Linked DNA regions of Homo sapiens: region 1 is linked to region 2. The links are chromatin loops, found by intact Hi-C in ENCODE. Cell type or tissue: ovary. All regions are shown on one strand.

Region 1 (2,500 bases), 57 kb before region 2:
ATAAAAAAATTACCTATAAATCAATGTATTGTATATTCGTTCAATAAAGCAATACATCTTTATAATGTTAAAAATCATCCAAATTTACCTACTATGTAACATTTTCCTCCTTTGGCCGTATAATATTAAACAAGCTTAAAACACTATTGAAAAGCAACACATACATTCTGTATTGTGAGCAAGAAAACTAAAGGGGCAGTCGACACCTGCTTAGGTCTCAGACTAGGCCTCTGCTCATCCCTCCTGGGGGGCTTCCTCTGCCTGGAGCTGTCCTCTGATGGTCCCTGCCGGCTTCCCGTCCTCCATGCCCCGTCCCGGACACCCTTCCCTTCTCATTTTGTCCCTGGCGCCTCCTCACAGCGGGTGTGCTACATGCCATGTGCCTTCCATCCTTGCCCAGTCTCCAGGAGAGCTGGGGCGCCTGTACCTCTTGCTCCCCACAGAATCTTCAGCGCATACAGCAGCTGCTCAGTGCGTGCGGGATGAACATCAACTGCTGAGCACCCCCGCGTGCTGAGGACATCACACACCCTCCCCTACGAGAATCCCAGGGTTTCCCTCTCTACGTGTCATTCGCTGCCGAGGGCCTGCACATTTTGTTTCCACATTACATCCGAGAAATGGTAAAAGGAGTTAAATAACATCAGAAATGAGGACAAAAGGAAACTCCAGCCACCATGACAGTCGCTCCAGCTTTCTTTTTACATGTTGCTTTCAGATTTATACCAAAGTCATTTATTACTGAAAACAAAAAAGCACGTGTATACTTGATGGTTACCTAATATTTTAATGGTTTGTCTCCATTTATCTGAGTGAAATCACGTCACCTCACTGCACTTTCTAGAGAGAAAAGGAGATGCCCGTTATTCCACGTTTGTGAGGCATTTTATCGGAAAGTGAAGGAGAATCTGTGGTCCCATTTGCCTGCAAACCTCCCATCCCCCACACCAGGGGTCCCGCTGAGGTCTGAAAGCCATTTCCATGTCTTCGTGGGCAATCTGAGACCTTGGAAAACCACACCAAAATCTAGATGGCATTCTACTGGCAGGACCTCATTGTCCCTAATCCTTTGCTGAAAATAGGTTGGAGGAAATCCTCTTTTCTCTGAAGCAGGAGATTATTTAATTATTTAGGCAGCCACTTCCTTCCCAGGCAATGGTGAGCAACAAAGCCAGAAAGAATGAAGGAAATGGGTGAGCTGCTCCTGTCCCTGAGCAGGTACAGAGAGTGGGGGACACCCCCAGCCCATCTCAGACTCAGGCAAGCTGCTCCTGTACTTGAGCAAGTACAGAGGGAGGGGGACACCCCCAGCCCATCTCATACTCTCACGTGCTCCAGATACAAACCTGAGACGCACGCCGCAGTCAGAGCCTCGCCTCCCACAGACCTTTCCAGATAAGACAACGCGGGGGCAGAGCAGCCACTGTGGCCTTGGGCTCCCAAGAGCATCAAAACCAGTTATGGTTTCTGCTGAGTGCTGGAGCCACTTGGCCTTGCATTTTCAGTGAAAGAGAGCGCAAAGTACCCATAATTCCTCCAACAATCGCCAGAGGCCACCCTAACTACCGACTGAGAGCAGTCACAACCTACAATCACCTCTGAGTTGTGCGTACAACAACTGGGCCAGTACTTAATGGATGGTAAAGACCTTTGATTATTTAAAAAGACACTAACCCAGAAAGGTGGACGACAGCTGGCTTGGGAACTCACTGCTTGCCTTGGGAACCCACATGGTGGCTGACGTGTGGGTGGTGTGGCACTCGAGCCCTCCCGTGACTCCCCCGCCTGGGACAGCAGGACCAGCGTATCCCATTGTTCTGACCTGCATTTCAAGTGCAACTTCCAACTAGCACGGTCCAATTTTGTCAACGGTAAGACGTCCTCCTCCACACACGCAGGTGAACAGAGTATGGGCTCCAAAAAGCAATTCCATTTACTGGAAGAACCAGATCATGATCCAGCAGCCTCTGAGTTTACTGAGCAGACAGGCCCAATCCCGTTTTGTGATGTAAACCCTAACATCTGTCTTGTCAATAAGCCAGATGCTGTGTGTTTGGATTGTAATGCAAACACCAAAACAATATGTTATAGCATTGTTTTAATACCAACCACCTCTCCCCTACCAGCTTTCTCCAGTGGGAAAAAAAAAAGCAAAAAGAAGACATAAATACACAGAACCTTAGATCCGAACCAACCACGGGAACTGCGGTCTGTTACATCTAAGAAGGGTCAAATTACCTAACTTTGTTCCACAACTTAAAAAATAACCCATTCTCACTAAGTAATTACGTTCTGTCTTTCCAGACTTCGTGGAACATGCTTCTGTCATCTATTTCATAAAGCAACAGACAAGGCGTAATGTGTTTTTCTGACTGTCCTCTTTGCCATTTCCGATCCGTCTGAATATTCGCCATCTAAATAGTGCCTCGGTCACCAGGACACTGCTGTGGGCTGAACTGTGATCCCCTCAAAAATCTCATATTGAAGCCCTAACCCCTAA
Region 2 (2,500 bases):
CAAAGGTTAGAAAAACAGAATGAGGCCCTCTTTCTCCTGCCTGGCCCGGCCCCAGGCTCCATGTGGTAACCCTCCCCTCACCATCACCCTTGCTTTACAAACCCGCCCCTGCTGTGCTTTCCTGTGCTGCTGGCTTTATCTGAGCCCCCCAGGGCAGTCACCACCCTGCTTGGGCCCCCTGCTGCTGCGCCTGTCAGGATCATTGCGAGATCCGTGAAACCTGAAGCTGGGCACTCAGTACCGCTCCCGGCTGCAGGTAGGAGCTGACCGAAGGGTCTGTGTGCCCCCCGTGAGCCTTGACAACCTGGTCAGGAAAAGACTCGTCTCCATCTCCCATCTGTGGGTGGAACAAGGAAGGCTTTGCATGTGATGAGGAAAACAAAACAAAACAAAAAATGCCCATGAACAATCCCGAACTCTTCCTGTTGGCAAAATCCTTCCAGTGAGATTATTTTCACGAATTCAGTTGTTAAATCCGTAACTCAATCAGGCCTTTTAAGAATTAAGCAAGGAGGCGTGGCACGGTGGCTCACGCCTGTAATCCCACTACTCTGGGAGGCTGAGGCAAGCGGATCATGAGGTCATGAGTTTGAGATAAGCCTGGCCAACATGGTGAAACCCTGTCTCTACTAAAAAATACAACAATTAGCCGGTCATGGTGGCGCATGCCTGTAATCCCAGCTACTTGGGAGGCTGAGACAGGAGAATCACTGGAACTCAGGAGGTGGAGGTTGCAGTGAGCCAAGATCGTGCCATTGCGCTCCAGCCTGGGTGAAAGAGTGGAACTCCATCTCAAAACTACAACAACAACAAAAAAGAATTAAGCAAGGCCCCACCCAAGACATAGAACCTACCTTTTCCGGCCTCCTTGCCCAAGCTCGGTATGATTACAAACCAGGGCTTCTCTGTCGCAGGGTTGCATCTCCAGCTCAGAAGCTCTGGCTGGACGTGTGAGACAGGTCCCTTCTCCGAAGAAGCGGAAACGTGGACATGACACTGGCATTTCTGGTTTGGGCACCACTTGAGCAGACTGGCGTCTTCCCCCCGACGGTGTTCAAAACCCTGATGGCGTTGAAGCAAGGCCACCTAAACTCAGCCACGACTAAAACTCCACAGCTGAGCTTTCCAGCGTTTGTCGGTATCCTTGCTGTGTTTGCAAGGGTCATTGTTTAGATTCTCTCTGCTAAACCTGGGGATGGTCACCGTGTTGAGGGGAAAACAACTTCAGTCTGTTTTTGCTTTAAGCAGAGGTCTGCTTGGGTACTCTTGCCTGGGTTCCTACGAAGTGGACACACGAAGAAAGGGCCCGTTCTCTTTACTCCCCCACCCCCCAGTAGCACCCTGCTCCGAATTTGCAATAGCAGATGAAGGCCGGAGCTGCGGCCCCTTTCTCAGTTGTTTTTGATACTGAGGCATAAACAGAACAACATTCAAAAACTGAGGTGAGGGAATTAATTATTAAGCAGCCTACCACAATCAATACAATATTGCTGGTGTGTTTCCTTTTAGATATTTCTGGAGTTTGCTTTCAATATTTAATTCAACCCAAACTGGTAGGTCACCACCATATGTAGCTTGTATTATACGGTCACACACCACAGAAAGCTGAAGTTCTCGATGCAGAATTCAGGTGTGTTAGGCTGTGATTTTAAAAGGCTTACCCTTCCAGGGCAGGTTACAGTAAGAGACACTTTCACACACTCTTTTCTTGTCTGCCTTTTAAAAAACATAGTAGGGTTACTTGCTTTGCAAATTCTTCTTAAATTAACAATTTGTCAGAGTATTGGTTAAAGATTGTAAGAAATGGAATAATTAGTATCAAAGTGCAATGGCTGTGTTTCTCAGAATTAGTATGTGAACAACCAGATGAAAGTGGGGAGGAGGGAATATTTCCTTTTTAAATCACTTTAGGAGGCCGACGTGGGCAGATCACCTGAGGTCAGGAGTTCCAGACCAGCCTGGCCAACATGGTGAAACCCTGTCTCTACTAAAAATACAAAAATTAGCCAGCCGTGGTGACGGGCTCCTGTAGTCCCAGCTACTCAGGAGGCTGAGGCAGGAGAATCACTTCAACCTGGGAGGCAGTGGAGGTTGCAGTGAGCCGAGCCGGCACCATTGCACTCCAGCCTGGGTGACAGAGTGAGACTCCGTCTCAAAAAAAAAAAAAGTCATCGAGTTATTTTGCTGAATTATTGAGTGAATTCGCCTCTTCCCTGGCCAGCATCTCCTTAGCAGGGAAAAGGGGGAGGTCTGGGATGAGGAATGATCGGGTTGTCTGATCAGGGGTGTCTGTTACCAGCAGTGCTTAGAAACAGACAGTTATGCCTTCCCATGTCTACATGGTCGCCTTGAGCACAATTGCTCAGAAAAGTGACATCAAAATGCCCACCGTTCCTTCAAAACCTGCAGATCAAAGCAGTTTTCTCAAATTCTCTTCTTGCATTCTGAGATATGATTTCTACCTGCTGAGTAGCTGGTCCGACGCCTTCACCATTTTAGA

Evidence for each region. Peaks named below come from ENCODE experiments on the same cell type or tissue, not always from the same donor. Only the 100,000 strongest peaks of a DNase experiment are listed, where the experiment ranks them.
Region 1: a loop joins it to region 2, with 7 times the contacts of the local background. A loop is called at or near these places in 6 of 110 quality-filtered maps.

The regions. Positions count from the first base shown.
Region 1 is chr13:112,703,384-112,705,883 of GRCh38, reverse strand. All of the region lies in intron 1 of ATP11A (ATPase phospholipid transporting 11A), which reads right to left. Among named protein-coding and RNA genes, the nearest start is that of ATP11A, 15 kb to the right of the region's middle. RefSeq lists an enhancer at 1,526-2,069. In ovary, no CTCF peak of the experiment used is centred here; a DNase peak (open chromatin) is centred at 1,333.
Region 2 is chr13:112,645,953-112,648,452 of GRCh38, reverse strand. ATP11AUN (ATP11A upstream neighbor lncRNA) reads right to left here and starts at 1,409. Exons shown (of 3, transcript NR_164109.1): 1 at 855-1,409. RefSeq lists an enhancer at 1-703. In ovary, no CTCF peak of the experiment used is centred here; no DNase peak of the experiment used is centred here.